Regions from separate parts of the Homo sapiens genome. Here all the other regions are linked to region 2. A link is a loop called in an ENCODE intact Hi-C map of the cell type or tissue named here. Cell type or tissue: B cell. All regions are shown on one strand. Links, peaks and the distances in the headings refer to the core of each region. The heading gives the core; the rest is flanking DNA. Region 1 overlaps SACS (sacsin molecular chaperone). Region 2 overlaps MIPEP (mitochondrial intermediate peptidase). Region 3 has its middle 130 kb from the start of TNFRSF19.

Region 1 (6,069 bases), core at 505-5,504, 420 kb after region 2:
TTTTAAACATTTTCATTGTTATTATATCTGCTTTGGTGATCTGTGATTACTAATCTATGGTGTCACTATTGTAATTGTTTTGGGGTGCCACGAACTGTGCCCAAATAAGACAGTAAACTTAATCGATAAACGGTATGTTCTCTCACTGCTCTACCAACAGGCTGTTCTTGCCTCTCTCCCTCTCCTCCAGCCTCTCTTTTCCCTAAGACACAACAGTATTGAAATTAGGCCAACTAGTAACCCTATAATGGCCTCTAACTCTTCAAGTGAAAGGAAGAGTTGCAAGTCTCTCACCTGAAATCAAAAGCTAGAAATGACTAAGCTTAGTGAGGAAGGCAGGTTGAAAGCCAAGACAGGAAAGCCAGGCCTCTTGTGACAAACAGTCAAGTTGTGAATGCAAAGGAAGTGTTTTTGAAGGAAATTAAATAGTGCTATTCCAGTGAATACAGAAACTATAAGAAAGCAAAACAGCCTTATTACTGATTAGGAATCAATTTGAGTGGTCTGGATAGAAGATCAAACCAGCCATAACATCCCCTTAAGCCAAAGCCTAACCCAAACAAAGGTCTAACTCTCTCCAAATCTGTGAAAGCTGAGAAAGGTGAGGAAGCTGCAGAAGAATTTGAAGCTACCAGAGGTTGGTTCATGAGGTTTAAGGAATAAAGCCATCTTTATAACATAAAAGTGCAAGGTGAAGCAGCATGTGCTGATGGGGAAACTTCAGCAAGTTCTCCAGAAGATGTAGCTAACATAACTGATGAAGGTGACTACACTAAGCAACAGATTTTCAATGTAGATGAAACAGTCTTCTGGTGGAAGAAGATGCCATCTAGGACTTTCATAGCTATAGAGGAAAAATAAATGCCTAGCTTCAAAGGACAAGTTGACTCTTGTTAGGGGCTAATGCAGCTGGTGACTAAGTTGAAGCCAAGTTCATTTACCATTCCAAGGATCCTAGGGCGCTTAAGCATTATGCTATATCTACTCTGCATGTGCTCTATAAATGGAACAACAAAGCCTGGCCGACAGCACATCCATTTACAGCATGGTTTACGGAATATTTTAAGCCCACTGTTGAGACCAACTGTTCAGAAAGAAAGATTCCTTTCAAAATATTACTGCTTATTGACATTGCACCTGGTCGCCCAAGAGCTCTGATGGAGAAGTACAAGGCGATGAATATCGTTTCCTGCCTGCTAACACAGCATCCATTCTGCAGCCCACAGATCAAGGAATAATTTTGACTTTCAAGTCTTATTATTTAAGAAATACATTTTATGAGGCTATAGCTGCCATAGATAGTGATTCCTCTGACGGATCTGGGCAAAATGAATTGAAAAGTTCCTGGAAAGGATTCACCATTCTAGATTCCATTAAGAACATCCATGATTGGCCAGGTGCTGTGGCTCATGCCTGTAGTCCTAGCACTTTGGGTGGCCGAGGCGGGTGGATCAGCTGAAGTCAGGAATTCGAGACCAGCCTAACCAACATGATGAAACCTCATCACTACTAAAAATACAAAATTACCGGGCATGGTGGCACATGCTTGTAATCCCAGCTACTTGGGAGGCTGAGGCAGGAGAATCGCTTGAACCCAGGAAGCGGAAGTTGCAGTGAGCCAGGATCACACCCTTGCACTCCAGCCTGGGCAACAAGAGCAAAACTCTATCTCAAAAAAAAAAAAAAAAGAACATCCATGATTCATGGGAGAAGGTCAAAATATCAACATTAACAGGAGTTTGGAAGAAGTTGATTCCAACCCTTGTGGATGACTTTGAGGAGTTCAAGATTTCATTGGAGGAAGTAACTACAGAAGTGATGGAAACAGCAAGAACTAGAATTAGCAGTGGAGCCTGATGATGTGACTGAGTTGGGGCAATCTCATGATAAAACTTTTTTTTTTTTTTGAGACAGAGTCTCCCTCTGTCGCCCAGGCTGTATTTGTATTTTTAGTAGAGATGGCGTTTCACCGTGTTAGCCAGGATGTTCTCGATCTCCTGACCTCGTGATCTGCCTACCTCGGCCTCCCAAAGTCCTGGGATTACAGGCGTGAGCCACCATGCCCGGCCAGGAATGTACATTTTTAAAGACATAATGCTATTTCACACTTAATAGACTATAGTATAGTGTATAAACATAACTTTTATCTGCACCGGGAAAACAAAATATTATGTGACTTATTTTATTGTGATATTCATTATATTGCACTGGTTTGGAACCAAATCTTCAATATCTCTGAGGTATTCCTGTGCCAAAAAAATGAAATTTTGGCCCAAAAAATGAAAAAGTTTTAGATCCTGCATGAATGCCAATGATTCCTTCATTCTCTGGTCCTCCACAGTCTGAATCCCAACTCCCCTTGGGCCCTGTTTTTTTCACCATTACATCTCCCAAACTAATATAAAGTGAATGGGTGCATCTCTTCCTTAGGCTTTGAAAAATTGTTTTGGAGTTTGCTGTGAAAGGATAAATCAACTCACAACTTTCTCTAATAACTAGTTTATTAATATCTGTCCAATAAGAGAATTATTAAAGAAATGAACACAAAACAGAAAAGTTAAGAAGGACTTCCTTTTCTTCCCCTAATTTAAATTTGTACAGAGATGGTAAGTGGTTATAGTGAGTGGTCATGACAAGCCACACATGTGAACATCACTACATTCGCTTATTTGGCAGTGAATGATGTGGAACACAGAGTGACATACAAGAGGCCATGATCAAGAGGGACTTTCCATAGTTGATGAGTAAATGCATTTCATTCCTGTGCAGTCACTGATGAGTGGAAGTTAAATGCTGAAGATGTCTACGAAGGCGGAAGTCACCTTGCACGGGCTTGGCTAGAGAAAGCCTTCTGCTCTTCTGCCTGAGCACTGATTGATGGGTGGAAAATCAGTAATGTTATTTGAGTCTTCCCATCTCTGATGTCTTTTATTGCTACCTCCTGAAATGTGAAGGAGTGTTTCTAATACCCCATTCATGCACTTAACCACTTAAGTATGAGATCAGTATTCTTCCATTACATGATTTAAGGCTGAAGTTCTAGCTTTTTAACCAACCCTCCCCAGAAAGACCTTGCGATGACCCTTCTTACTGATCTCCATCCTGATTTGTGCACACATTTGCTGGGTTCTGTGCCAGGCACTGGGGTTGGGGAGAGGGTGATGGTGTGAACAAGGGATATGGAGGCATGTTTTCTGCTCTTGAATGTCTCCAGAGGGGGACTTAGCAAGTAAATATGTGGTTTGTGTAATATGGAAAGAGCTGGGATGGGTGGATATACAAAGTATTCAGAGAGAGTAAGAAAGGAGACATAAGCGTCGTTTGTCCTGGACTTATTGCCGTTTTTCCTTAAACAGTGTTGGGGGGAGAGAGACAATTTTGAAGTGACATTTGAATGGGGCTATCAAGGGTGGGCCATCAAAATTGAACATGGAGGGAGGAGCCAGATGCTGCAGGAGGAAACAGAATGGGCTGAGAAAGGTGCAAAAAAAGCAGTACAAAGGCATGAACAGGCCTGCAGAGCTCTGGGGCTGTTCAGGAAGGAGGGATGGAGACAAGGCTGGGAAACATTTGGACATTACGATGCAGGTAACTTGAACTACTAAAAATATCTTGATGCTGGGGAGGGATTTAGTCACACTCGATTATACAATAACTTGATGGTAATATGAAGGGTTGATTGGAGGAGAAAGGATGTGGGGCAGTGAGAACAGCTGGGGCCCTGAGTGGTGGCCTGAGTAAGGGACAGGAGAGAGCTGTGCCAATACCAACAGGAGGTGGCAATGAAGCCAAACGATATTTATCGTGGTCAAACACTTCGACATGGTGGCTGATTGGATGTGTCAGTGGAGGGTTTTCTGAGAATGACCACCGTTTATTACTTGCAATATTAATTTTGTAGCTATAATATTTTCAGATTATTTAAACCAAAATTGGAAAATATTCAGAAAACTGAAAAAGTGACAAAGGCTTAAAACCCAAACATACACATCACAGTTTTAATTACCAATGAATTTAAAAATATGTTTTCTATCCAGCCTGGGCGACATGGTGAGACCTCGTCTCTACCAAAAAAAAAAAAAAAAAAAAAAATTAGCTGGGCATGGTGGTACATGCCTGTAGTCCTATAGTCCCAGCTACCCAGGAGACTGAGGTGGGAAGATCTCTTCAGCCCAGGAGTTTGAGGCTGCAGTGAGCCATGATCACACTACTGCACTCCAGCCTGGCAGCAGAGCTAGACTCTATCTCAAAAAAAAAAACAAAAACCACACACACACACAAAACAAAACAAAACACAAAGAATATGTCTCTCTGCCCTAAATGGTTTTCAAATTTTTGAGTTCTTTATGTAAATTACTTAGCCATTATAGTTATAAAGATTATAGAAATAGTGAACAATCATGATTTGTTTAGATTTAGGATTCGTTGAGTTCAAATATACATTTGAATATTATTATTTGCTTCCCCGATTAAAAAATTCATTTTTGATGATTCAGAAACATCCATTTTTATAATTAATGAGTAAATAAACTTTTTTTCATTTTATAACTATTTAATATATCCAATGCATCTCTATCAAGAGAACATTTGAAATGGTTTGGGAAATGAGCAAAATGTAAGATTTTAACAGATGAAGCTTCAATTCAATTGTAATCATATAAAATCCATTTTGCTTTTTATGGATCCATTCCTAATTTTCCTTCAAAATCTCCCCTGACCTACAAAAAATTAGCCAGGCATGGTGTTGGGTGCCTGTAATCCCAGCTACCCGGGAGGCTAAGGTAGGAGAACTGTTTGAGCCTGGGAGGCAGAGGTTGCAGTGAGCCGAGATCACACCACTGCACTCCAGCCTGGGCAACAAAGCGAGACTCCGTCTCAAAAAAAACAAAAAACAAAAAGCAAAAAAACCTCCGCTGACCTATTTCTAACTGGCGTTTTCTTTGTGTCCCCTCCAGTGGTGGATGCCTGCCAACTACTATAATTGTTCTACAGAACAGCAAATGTGTGCAGCCGTTTATAATCTTTTCTGTATGAGGAAGACTGTAGCATGCTCCTCTTTTAATAATAGGCAAAGAAAATAAATTGGGTGTTAGTCTTCACAAATGCAAAAATCTGTAATTTTGTGGATGGAGTTTCTATGATTCATTTTTCCAAGTTACTGTGGCAAAGGCTCTGCACAGCAATAAAGTAATGATAACCCATTGAACTGTTCATTGACAATATCACCCTAACTCCAAATATTTAGAAATGGGATTTAAAAACTTGTTTTTATTTTAAAAAACCTTTAATGAATGTAAGCAAGAAATAGTAAAAATACAATATGATAAAAACAAATAGTTCCCATTTGTTTTTTATAAATAAACTCATGTTTCTCAATTACTTCTGACCAGAGGATGTTAGTTTAATCAAATCAACGTCTAGGGATTCTATCTGAGACAGCACCTCAAAACAAAATAAAGGGCAGAACTCAAGTGACTGTCAGTAACTGAAAAGAAGTAGAAAGTGTAAGATCACACCCTTTTTGCTGAAGGTATATATCTCTATTCTATAATTCATGCTTGTGTATTGATCCTGTGCAGGCTAGTAGGAGTGTTTGCCTGTGTGTGTGTGTGCGCGCGCTTCATGCTGCCCACGTCCAGCCAGAGTGTTTGCCTGTGTGTGTGTGTGTGTGTGTGTGTGTGTGTGTGTGTGTGCTTCGTGCTGCCCATGTCCAGCCAGACTGTGATATTGCCATGCGCTGGAGAGCACAAGACAGTGACAGGCCTGAAGAGAGACCTCAGGACACTGGGCCCTGATGAGCACTGCGCATGATCTTTAGAATCTCAAGCAAAGGGTTGATTTCAGTCCCTTTACTCCAAAGCTGCAGGCAGCACAGCTTAGGGAAAATCAAGTGGAGCCCTGGGTTCCAATCCTGACACTTGCATTTGCAAAGAACTTTAGACAAATTACAAACCATCTTTGGGTCCTGCGTCGTGATTTATGATGGTGGATGATAATGTCTCATTTTCAGGTTTATCTGGGAATTGACTGTACTAGTGTGGATGTGACGGGTTCTACACCTATTTGGTG
Region 2 (6,069 bases), core at 569-5,568:
AAGATGAGCGCCCCTGGTGTCAGAAAGCCCCAGGCCTGTGACCTGTACCAGAATTCACACTATGTAGCTTTCTCCCATCTGTGTCTTAGCTCTTTAAAAATATTGTCTTTTCTGCCTAGTTTACTTCTCTTGCTGCCAAATGGAAAGAGAAAAGGCTGTAGGTTTGTCATCTGAGCAGTCAGCAGATTCTATGTCTTTCACTTAAGAAGCCGTTTCCTAGCAGTTCTTCTATTAGTTCATTCCTTCACAAATCTTTCCTGAGTGTCTGCCGAGTAGACTCCTACAAAGCAGTGGCTAGTTTCCGCTTCCAGCAGACAGCCCACGTTCTCATTCACAGGTGGTTAATTTATACGACCATACCACTGAGTAACTTGCCATTGGTCTTTATATAATGTGTTTCTCTTTAGAGGGGCTTTTAGCTTAATTAGGTTGTAAATCGGTATCTTTCTTTAATAAACATCAGTATTAATGATTTTAAAGTAGAGTAAGATTGAGGAAAGTTCTTGTTCAACTACATTATTAATTTATTTCTAAGAGGATCTGTATGTTATAGGGTTAGGCCTAATTCATCTCAAAAAGAAAGCCTTAAATCACATAGGGACATTAAACTAAGTGTCCAAGCTCTACAGTTCTTTCAGATTCGAAAAGAAAATAATCTGCAATACATTATTATGACTATTTGTTAGGATGTCAGTTTAGCTTTAACACTGGCGGACACTGTGAATTACCATTTATTTCTTGACATTTTCATCTTTTAGTCCTATTGTCAGTGATTATATGCACTTAAAAGTCAAGAGAGTATTTGAACAGGCACTCACTAATAGCAAAGGAACAGAAAAAGTATTCCCTTTGAGGTTTTAAATAGATTTTTAAAGATCGGCGCCAGTGTCTTAGTTCCACGTAATCCTGTATTTTCATGTACAAACCCTTATTTGACAATTACCACTTTTTGAAATTAAACAGAATGTCTTTATTCATGTTGTCTTGCCAACTAAAATATTTAAAGTTATTATTTTTAAACTATAATGAAATTCTATTACTCATGTTACATTTGATGTTATTTTTAAATTTCCTGGCTTATACATAGTGCAGTGACTTATTACGCAGTTTACTCACATATATATTCTTTTGTTTTATCAAGCCACTGCCAAAAAATATGGTGTCTCGTCTTTGTGAATCTAAAAAGGTTTGTGCTGCAGCTGATATGCAACTTCAGGTATGTATGTACCTTTGTTCTGAAGTTTTCCGGAGTCATTATCCCAAATAAATATATAACTTTACATTCTTGCCAATGATACCTATTTATTATAATAATTATGCTTCTAAAACATCTTTCATCTGAGTTCAAAGAACTTGACCAAAATTGACTCATTTAGTCCTCACACTGCCCTTATGAAGTAGGCGTTGAATAAAATTATTTCCTGGCCAGGCACAGTGGCTCACACCTGTAATCCCAGCACTTTGGGAGGCCGAGGTGGGCGAATCACGAGGTCAGGAGTTTGAGACCAGCTTAACCAACACGGTGAAACCCCATCTCTACTAAAAATACAAAAATTAGCCAGGCATGGTGGTGCATGCTTATAATCCCAGCTACTCAGGAGGCTGAGGCAGGAGAATCGCTTGAACCTGGGAGGTGGAGGTTGAAGTGAGCCGAGATCTTGCCACTGACTCCAGCCTGGGCAACAGAGTGAGACTCTGTCTCAAAAAAAAAAAAAGACTATTTCCCGTTTTCAGTTGGGAAAAAATGAAAGCTTAGAAAATTTACACAACTTCTAAATCACACATTTTGCCAGCTAAATTAAGGCTCAAACTTAATTTTATATATACATATGTTTATTCATTTTGTATCTTTTTAAAATTTTTGTGTTTTTAGGTTTGAAGTTTAGATAGTAATTGCTGTTAGTTTTAGATAATATTCAAAACCAACTTCCCAGGTTTTGAGATGAAGACCAGAAAACTTTCATGAACCATCTGGATGCCAGGTCTGCATGACATCAGATGCGTAGATGTTTGTAATGACTGAGATTGTTATGGAATTCTCACTCCTCTTCAGATCTTGAGAGTTATGTAAACACCTTAAACACCCATCTTTCATCTTAGGCAGTATTCACTTTATGATGATTCAGTTACCTGTTTAACAAAGTAATCACTATTTAATTGCTTTATAGTTTTGTAAAATTCAGTCCCTAGAAGGTAATAAATGTGCTCTGTTTTTCTGTACCTTCAAACATGAAATACATGTTTCAGTGAAGGAAATCTATTATATAGACAAAACCGTGAATCTATATTTGCTTTACCTTACTCAGTATCTATTCATATCAATATAATTTTTAAAGGATTTCTGAGTTATTTTTAAAAATTAACATTACTTGGCAAAAGTCTTGATTTGCTGATATCTTTAGTAGAAGGCCTGGCTTTTAAAAGTCTGTTTTGTGGCTTTCTTCTTGAAAAAGTGTTCTGATAATTTTCTTTTAAAATGGAAAACCAACCTTTCCCTCCTCCGCCCTCCAAAAACAATAGCCCCCTAGAGACAGAGAGAGGCAAAGTCCTGGTAGAGGAGCTGCCTGGGTTCAGCTTTTATATTACACTTGGACAGTGGAGATGAACACGGGTGGAAAGGAAGTGAATTGTTTCAACTTTCTATGGGGACATAAACAGTGTTTTTAAGGCCAGATGCGGTGGCTCACACTTATAATCCCAGCACGTTGGGAGGCCGAGGCGGGCGGATCACGAGATCAGGAGATCGAGACCATCCTGGCTAACACAGTGAAACCCCAACTCTACTAAAAATACAAAAAAATTAGCCAGGCGTGGTGGCAGGCGCCTATAGTCCCAGCTACTCGGGAGGCTGAGGCAGGAGAATGGCGTGAACCCGGGAGGCGGAGCTTGCAGTGAGCCGAGATCGCGCCACTGCACTCCAGCCTGGGCGACAGGGCGAGACTCTGTCTCAAAAAAAAAACAAAAAAAAAACACTGTTTTTAAAACTGTACATTTTTTAAAATTATTGTTTTAAAAATAGGCTCTTCATTTTTCTGTGACTTAATAAGTTTCTTGGCCCCAGGAATGCATGACTCCCTGGGTAGGCAGATAGGCTCATGTCTTTGGAATTGTTTAGTTTATCAGCAAATAAGCATAAAAAGAATGCACATTTAATTTATTTTGCTCTGTTTTCATATTTAATTTATTTTGCTCTGTTTTTATAATTCAAAAAAGTTACCCCATGTTTATATCATTTTGTAAAAGGCATAATTGAAGAAATGAAACTCTTGAATTCTGATTTATTTATACATTGGGGCAAAATAACACCTCAGTTGAGGTTAGAATGTAAGAGTTTCAGTTCCTGATAATTTACTCTGTTAGAATATAGGTAAGACATTGAGTAATTTTGGCCTCCCTGATTATCTTTATGCATCGTTACTCATTATAAAATGTAGAATTGAAAGAGCTATATTTAGCTATATGTTTAGATTACCAGTTAGAAGAAAGCAATATTTATATTTAGGAAATGTCTGTATTTTTCTAGGGAAGGTTTAAACTTAACTTTATAATTTAGAACCATAATTCTATATCTAGATGCAGCCAGAAGCCAGAGGTCATTTAAATTTTCTCTTTTAACCAAACTAATCCTCACTTCTTTCAAGTCAACAGCTGCACATTCTCTACAAATCCCATTTCTGAATCACAAAGATACATATCAGAAGCATAATTGCGTGTCAAAATTTGTCCTTTAAAATAAAGCATTTTCTACTTGCCTGCATGAAGTCAAATGTTCAAGTCAGTGTTGAAAAACAATATTTGAGTCAGATGTTGCAGTGAAAAAATGCTTTATGTTTATTTTAGATTTCTTTGCAAAATTTAGTTTTCAGTACTTTGTAAACAGCAGATTTCATGTCCAAACTTTCTTTAATGCTTTCTTCTCCCACTGTGTTTCAGTGGCCTATATCCTCTACTCAGAGGAGAGTGCTCCTTTTCCCCTGGTCATCTAGTTGAGCCCTCCCTATACAGCAGCTGCTTCCTTTGTACTTCCTGACACCAGGTGTGGGAGTCTAGTTCCAACCTCTCCAACAGCTGCATCAGAATTCTTCGATACATCTATACTCACGAGATGCTGCATTGCTATTTCTTTCTCTACCCCCACCACACCTATTTAATTTTCTTTCACCTTTTATCACAAAACTAGAATTCTGACCGTTTCATTTCTCTCATTTAAGATATATCAGGATTCCAGGAGGAAACCAAACAACATTTGTTAGATCCAGCGGGTCTAAAGTTGTAACTGGTTTTGTATATTTCTGCCTACAGATAGATAGATAGATAGATAGATAGATAGATAGATAGATAGATAGATATAGATTTTTTTGTTGTTGTTGTTGTTTTTTGTTTGGTTTTTTTTTTTGAGACGGAGTCTCTCCCAGGCTGGAGTGCAGTGGAGCAATCTCGGCTCACTGCGAGCTCCGCCTCCCAGGTTCACGCCATTCTCCTGCCTCAGCCTCCCGAGTAGCTGGGACTAGAGGTGCCTGCCACCACGCCTGTCTAATTTTTTTGTATTTTTAGTAGAAACGGGATTTCACTATGTTAGCCAGGATGGTCTTGATCTCCTGACCTCGTGATCCTCCCGCCTCGGCCTCCCAAAGTGCTGGGATTACAGGCGTGAGCCACCGCGCCTGGCCTTCCGTCTACATATATTTTGGCAAAATTCCAGTTTTGTGTCACATATTTGATTTGCTGCCATTGTACATAAAGAGTATCTTATGGGTATGGTTCAAAATTCTTTAATATTCTTATTTATGAAAAGGTTGAGAGCATTCCTTTTAATCTTTAGCATGGTCTTAAATGTGGTATGAAATACATTTCAAACCATGTAAGTTTATTTTTGTGACTGTTTTCAACTGTGATTGGTAACTGTTGTTCTGGTGCACTTATAGCATCTTTGGTCAACCACATCTTGATGTGAGGATGGACGACCAAAACTAAGTAGATGTTTTTATCTATCTAGGTCTTTTATGCCACTCTGGATCAAATCTACCATGGGAAGCATCCCCTGAGGAATTCAACCACAGACATTCTCAAGGAAACACAAGAGAAATTCTATGGCCTACCATATGTTCCAAATACTGTGAGTCCAGCATTTGGCTTCTGTTTTGTGTATTGAGTGGTTCTGCTATTACTTCTGTAGCTTGTGATTATCTTCCCCTTTGGAGAACTTGAAATCCCTACATTTATGTTGAGGCTTCACATGGCTCAAATGCTGGAAATTGCCTGGTTCATTTAATATTTCCAACTACCCATTTATATGTTCTTATTTTCCTCCCTCTAACAGTGTTTTTGTACCTTTTTGGAAATGTGGGGGTTAAAAAGGCCATTGGAGTTGGTCTATATTCTTCTTTTTAGTTATTTTTCTACAATGTGAAAAATAGTGATGTAAGATGAATGTGATTACCAGTCCTGAATCATTTTCATTGCAAAGAGAATTAACATGTATTGAGTATCTTACATTGTACCAGGAATTATAATAGATGCTTTACATATCTTATCTTGTTGAGTACCATGTCAGGAGAGAGAGCAGGAGTAATGTTACCATTTATTGGATTCTAGGCGCCAGACTCTATCTAATTCCTTTGGGAAAAGATCTCTAATTTAGCTCTCAAAATAACCTTATAAATTAAATTATATCCTTGTATTTGGGGCTCATTTGGAGGCACAGACACATTATATGTCCTGTCTGAGATCATCTAGGTAGTTAAGTGATTGTATGGGGGTTCAAAACAAACAGGCTTTTTTCATCACTCAAAGGCTCGTGTAAGGAGCAGTTGAGCACCGTGACTCCTAGTGCAATTAACAGTGTGATTCTTGGTGCAGTTAGCAATGTGACTGACTTAATGTTACCCAGGCCTTTCTCAGCTGCAAGTGATAGAAACGTGGTTCACACGGACTTAAACAGAAAAGGGAATTTATTGAGTCTTGTAACTGAAAGGTGCAGGGGTATAGGGGTGTTTCAAGTAAGTTGGATTTAGGTCTCCCACAATGTCGTTAGAAATGTTTCTCTCTCTTTCTGCCTCTCAGCTCGGT
Region 3 (6,069 bases), core at 393-5,392, 110 kb after region 2:
TGATTCATGAGCTGCAGAATGGGTGCCGTGTTAGCAGGCAGGAAACAACATTCATCTCCTTGTACACCTCCATCAGAGCTCTTGGGTGATCAGGTGCATTGTCAGTGAGCAGTAGTAATTTGAAAGGAATCTTTCATTCTGAGCAATAGGTCTTAGCAGTGGGCTTAACATATTCAGTAAACCATGATGCAAAAATATATGCTGTCATTCAGGCTTTGTTTTTCCATCTCTAGAACACAGGCAGAGCAGATTTGGTATAATTCCTAAGGGCCCTAGGATTTTCAGAACGGTAATTGAGTATTGGTTTCAACTTAAAGTCACCAGCTTCATAAGCCTCTAACAAGAGAGTCAGCCTGTCCTTTGAATCTTTGAAGCCAGGCATTGACTTCTCTCTAGCTAAGAAAGTCCTAGCTGGGGCCGGGCACGGTGGCTCACGCCTGTAATCGCAGCACTTTGGGAGGCCGAGGCGGGCAGATCACGAGTCAGGAGATCAAGACCATCCTGGCCAACATGGTGAAACCCCGTCTCTACTAAAAATACAAAAAAATTAGCAAGGCATGGCGGTGCACACCTGTAGTCCCAGCTATTTGGGAGGCTGAGGCAGGAGAATTGCTTGAACCCGGGAGGCAGAGGGTGCAGTGAGCCAAGATCGTGCCACTGCACTCCAGCCTAGTGACAGAGCGAGACTGCATCTCAAAAAAAAAAAAAAAAAAAAGTCCTAGCTGGCATCTTCTTCCAATAGAAGGCTGTTTTTATCTACATTGAAAATCTGTTGTTTCATGAAACCACCTGCATCAATGCTCTTAGCTAGATCTTCTGGAAAACTTGCTGCAGCTTCGACATCAGTACTTTTTCCCTGCCTCACCTTGTACTTTTGTGTTAACAGAGCCAGGCTCTTTCCTTAAATCCCATGAACCAACATCTGTGAGCTTCACATTTTCTTCTTCAGCTTTCTCATGTCTCTGAGCCTTGACAGAATTGAAAAGAATTAGAGCTTTGCTCTGGGTTAGGCTTTGGCTTAAGGGACTGCTGTGGCTGGTTTGATCTTCTATCCGGACCACTCAAACTTTCTCCATATCAGCAATCAGCTTGTTTCACTTTCTTATCATTTGTGTGTTTACTGGAGTAGCACTTTTAATTTCCTTCAGGAACTTTCCCTTGCATTCACAACTTGGCTAATTGTTTCTCAAGAGGTCAAGCTTTTGGCCTATTTCAGCTTTTGACATGCCTTCCTCACTAAGTTTAATCATTTCTAGTTTTTTTATTTAAAGTGAGAGACATGTAACTCTTCCTTTCACTCAAACACTTAGAAGGCCAATACAGGGTTATTAAATGGCATAATTTCAATATTGTTGTGTCTCAGGGAATAGGGAGGCCTGAGGAGAGGGAGAGAGACAGGTAATAGCTGGTCCATGGAGCAATCAGGATAAATCACCATTTATTGCTTATAAATCACCATTTATTGCTTAATATATCACCATTTATTGCTTAAGTTCACCATCTTATATGGGGTTAGTTCATGGTGCTCCAAAATAGTTACAATAGTAACATCAAAGATTACTGATCACCTTAACAGGTATAATATCAAGGCTAGGAGTTTGAGGCTACTGTGAGCCATGATTACACCATTGCACTCCAGCCTGGACAAACTTGAAAGATCCCATCTCTACAAAAAGATAGGAAAATTGGCTGGGTATGGTGGCACACACCTGTAGTCTCAGCTCCTGGGACGCTGATGTAGGAGGATTGCTTGAGCCCAGGAGTTCAAGGCTGCAGTAAGCTATAATCACACCACTGGACTCCAGCCTGGGCCACAGATTGAGACTCTGTCTCTAAAAAACAAACAAACCAACAAATAAACAGATATAATGTTAATAATGAAAAAGTTTAAAACATAGTAAAAATTACTAAAATGTGACACAGAGACATGAAGTGAGCCTATACTGTTGGAAAAACAGCGCTGATGGACTTGCTTGATGCAGGGTCGCCACAAACCTTCAATTTATAAAACATGCAATATCTGCAAAGCGCAATAAAAGCGAGGTGTGGCCGTCAGGTCCGTCCCAACCCAGGTTTGCTCTATGCAGCCAGAACACCTCACCCTACCCCCACCCCCACGGACGCTCATACAGTTGGGTGGATTTTCCACCCCAATGCTATGAAAACAGAAAATCCACCCCATTCTCTTCTGGCCTTTTTATTTTTGAGGAAGAATGCTCTGCAGCATTGTAGCTCTGAGAAAGAGGGAGGATTCCAGTGTTCCCATGACTCAACGTGGAGGGTTCCCATTTCCATGCCTTTCTTCTTTCACTGCTGCTCCCAGCTCCCACCTCCTGAGCTGGGCATCAGGAATCTTTTGTGTGTAAAGCACAGGAAGGACCCAGCCCAACCACAAGTGACCGGCTGGCTTTCCTGTGATTCCCTGGGCCTCAAGGCCAGTGCATTACCAATGCCGTGGGGTCTTCAGTCCAGGGGGCCTCTCCAGCCTTCCCGATGCCTCTGCCGGGTGCTTCTGCTGTATTTAGAAAAGCATTTGGTTCCTCTGATTAGGTAATGTCTGGTAAGTTCCCAAGGAAGGTTTCATTCACATTTTCAAGTTAAGGTGAACTGAGATGCTTTAAACTCAGTGAAGCCAGAGGACTTGGGGCCCAATTCCGTCCTTGGGCAGGGGTGTGAGGGAGCTCCCGTGGGCAGGCTGTCCAGCATCAGTTTAGACCCCGTCCCAGTAAGCACGATGAGCGCTGTGAAATGAGAAGGGCAGGCTGGGCTGAGGGAGGGAAGAGCAAGAGGTAGGAAGGAAAGAATGTCTCAGCCCGCACCGCCCCTGGGCGGAGGCGCATGGTGCACCCCAGCCACTCTGTCGGCCAGCCCCTCCTTCTCTGGTAGTCCCCCGATCTCCCACTCAAATGAAGATCTGCTCTCCCTCCGAGCAGGCAGGCCTGATGCTTCCAGCCCGCTGGCGGGGAGGCCTGGCGTCTCGCCCTAGAGGGGCCCATGACGCGATGGGTGGGGCCCCATTTGAAATGAAAATGTGGGGTTCCTGTTCAAAAGAGTATTAAGAGTTCCGAGGGTGACGGCAGGCCGAGCAAGAGCCCAGAGGTGCTCTGAGCACAGGCCCTATGCCACTTCCTGCCGCACAGCCTGAGCCGCCCCAACCCCCGGGGGAGGCAGGTTTGTCAGCACTCGGCCTGGACTGAATCCGGATTAAATTGCGCTCTGCAGCACAGAGGCCCCGGTCAGGCGCCCGTGGGGGCACAGGCCTGCACCTGCTGCTGATATGCACTTCGAGAGCGGGCGGGCGCGGCCTTGCCAGAGGGCTCTGGGTTTGAATGAGGAAGCAGCGCGGCGGGGCGGCCTCTGCAGGAGAAGGTGCTGGCGGCAGGGAGGGGCGCGGACGCGGCCCAGCAGCTGGCAGGGACTTCACGGGAATATCGGCCGACAGCCCTCGAAGAAGCCACAGCAGGGAGGAAATTTTCCCTCTGCCCACTTCAGGCCAAGATGGCTGGTGTCGGATGAATGCCCCGGGGTCACCTGCTGAAAAGAAAAAAACCCAATGCCCAGTCTAATCGCGCGCGCAGGGGCTCCGGGCCCTCCCGAACCCTGGCAGCCCCGCAGGGCCCTTTGTGCCCGCGGCGTGTGGAGCGCGGAGTCTCCGGGAAAAGCCCCCCCTTAGGCAATCCGGGCCATTTCCGAGGCGAAGGCTGTGGCCGGCGAGGTGCTGGCTGTCTCTGAGCCGGCGCTCCAAGGCCGACACCCCTACCTGGAGAGGGCCCTGGGCGCCCGCCGGCTGGGGACCCGGCGGGCAAGGCTCACAGGAATTCCCGCCCAGGCCTTTCTGGAGGGGGCTCAGGAGCCAAGCCTGGAGTGTCCCCAGCTGACTTTCCCTGGATGCCTCCCCAGGTGGTCCTGCCACGACAACAATCAAATGAAAACTCAAACAAAAACACCAAACCCCTTTTATTTCCTGCAAGCATTAGCGCATGTCTTTCCAAAAGGCTTGGCCTGCGATCCTGTAGGCATGGAGGCCCAGGGGTGCGTTCTCAGCCGGCGGGGCCCCTCCTAGGGGCCTGCCCTTTCCTTACCCTCCAGCCAGTGTCTCCCGACCCCGGCTCAGCAACTTCCCAAGTGGGCCGCCAAATTGCACAATGTCATATGTCCATTCCTTCATCATCTTCCCTGTTAGGCACATCCTATGTCCTCTTAATATACATTAAGGCCGGGCGCGGTGGCTCACGCCTGTAATCCCAGCACTTTGGGAGGCCGAGGCAGGCGGATCACGAGGTCAGGAGATTGAGACCATCCTGGCTAACACGGTGAAACCCCGTCTCTATTAAAAATACAAAAAATTAGCCGGGCATGGTGGCGGGCGCCTGTAGTCCCAGCTACTCGGGAGGCTGAGGCAGGAGAATGGCGTGAACCCGGGAGGCGGAGCTTGCAGTGAGCCGAGATCGCGCCACTGCACTCCAGCCTGGGCGACAGAGCAAGACTCCGTCTCAAAAAAACAAAACAAAACAAAACAAAATGTGTATATATATATATATATATACACACACATTAAAGATATGGGAAACAGATACCTATAAAATCACACCTGAGATGAAATAGATAGTAACATTTTTCCATAGTTGTTTTAGAGGTTTTTTTAAATAAAAACATTACAATTTCAGCCACTCCCCACCTCAACCCTCAACCCTTTACCCTACCTTTTCTTGGCAACTAAATCTATCCACCATCTCAGTAGCTTCTTTTTTCTTTTTCTCATCAATAATGATACCAATCCTTTTTTGGTTATGTCCTTTGTAAATATCTTCTCCCTGTTTGTGGCTTAACTTATTAATTGATACATGGTGACTCTTTTGATAGACAAGTATTAAATTTGAATGTAGTCAAATATGTTCATTTCTTATAAACTGTTCATAAGCAGTTTATATTTTTAAAGTCAAATTAAAGAAAGCTTTCTCTACCCAAGGCCAAAAAAGATACTCTCCTCTATTTTATTCTAAAAGTTTCAAGCTTTGCTTTGAACATTTAGATCTTTAATTCACAGGGAATTTATTTTTGTGCATGGTGTGAGCTAGAACTCCAAGTTTATTTAAAATGTTCACATAGAAACCAACTGTCCCAAGGTCCACTGACCTGCGGTGCTGCCTGTCACATGTCACACTTTCATGTATGGATGGCCGGTGTCTGCACTCTATGTTATATTCTTTGTCTGTTGTGCAAATATCAGAGGTGTTTGAACCAGAGCAACTTCATCTTGAATAGGGGCTGGGTAAAATGAGGCCGAGATCTACTGGGCTGCATTCCCAGACAGTTAAGGCATTCTAAGTCACAGAATGACCTAGGAGGTCAGTACAAGATACAGGTCATAAGAACCTTCCTGATAAAAACAGCTTGCAGTAAAGAAGCCAGCTAAAACCCACCAAAACCAAGATGGCGACAAGAGTGACCTCTGGTCATCCTCACTGCTACACTCACGCCAGCGCCATGAGAGTTTACAAATGCCATTGCAAGGTCAGGAAGTTACCCCATATGGCCTAAAAAGGGGAGGCATAAATAATCCACCTCTTGTTTAGCATATAATCAAGAAATAACCATAAAAATGGGCAAGCAGCAGCCCTGAGGGCTGCTTTCTATGGAGTAGCCATTCTTTATTCCTTTACTTTCCTAATAAACTTGCGTTCACTTTACGGACTCGCCCTGAATTCTTTCTTGTGCAAGACCCACTCTCTTAGGGTCTGGACCAGGACCCCTTCTGGTAACATTAACACTGTACTATCATAATTATTTCCTTTCTCTAGTGTCTTGATATCTAATAAGTGCTTTACCTTGTTCATCTTCAGGAATGTGTTGGCGCTTCCTGACACTTAGCACTTCCAGAAAAACTTTAGAACGTCAAGTTCAGTTTTAAAATGATGAGGGTTTTGATTGAAGCTGTATTGCATTTATCGTGAGAAGTATATTAAAATCTCTCATTGTAAGGATAAATTAATAAATTTCACTGGGTAATTCTGTCCATACTGTATGTTGAAATAACCAAAAGGATGGGAATCTAGTTTTAAAGAGTTT

The links. Hi-C counts contacts between places; a loop is a spot of excess contacts. Peaks named below come from ENCODE experiments on the same cell type or tissue, not always from the same donor. Only the 100,000 strongest peaks of a DNase experiment are listed, where the experiment ranks them.
Region 1: it touches region 2 in a loop (18-fold over the local background); 4 of 110 quality-filtered maps call a loop at or near these places.
Region 3: it touches region 2 in a loop (15-fold over the local background); 2 of 110 quality-filtered maps call a loop at or near these places.

What each region holds. Positions count from the first base shown.
Region 1 is chr13:23,380,980-23,387,048 of GRCh38, reverse strand. All of the region lies in intron 2 of SACS (sacsin molecular chaperone), which reads left to right. Among named protein-coding and RNA genes, the nearest start is that of SACS-AS1, 35 kb to the left of the region's middle. RefSeq lists enhancers at 2,630-2,859, 2,880-2,939. In B cell, for the core only: no CTCF peak of the experiment used is centred there; a DNase peak (open chromatin) is centred at 2,738; H3K27ac peaks cover 1,153 bases; H3K27me3 peaks cover 353 bases.
Region 2 is chr13:23,804,997-23,811,065 of GRCh38, reverse strand. MIPEP (mitochondrial intermediate peptidase) reads left to right here. Exons shown (of 19, transcript NM_005932.4): 15 at 1,142-1,216; 16 at 4,997-5,116. Among named protein-coding and RNA genes, the nearest start is that of PCOTH, 81 kb to the left of the region's middle. RefSeq lists enhancers at 2,662-2,711, 3,995-4,144. In B cell, for the core only: no CTCF peak of the experiment used is centred there; a DNase peak (open chromatin) is centred at 3,325; H3K4me3 peaks cover 2,270 bases; H3K27ac peaks cover 445 bases; H3K27me3 peaks cover 403 bases.
Region 3 is chr13:23,693,093-23,699,161 of GRCh38, reverse strand. No RefSeq gene overlaps it. Among named protein-coding and RNA genes, the nearest start is that of TNFRSF19, 130 kb to the right of the region's middle. RefSeq lists an enhancer at 2,845-3,418. In B cell, for the core only: no CTCF peak of the experiment used is centred there; a DNase peak (open chromatin) is centred at 3,211; H3K4me3 peaks cover 914 bases; H3K27ac peaks cover 1,221 bases.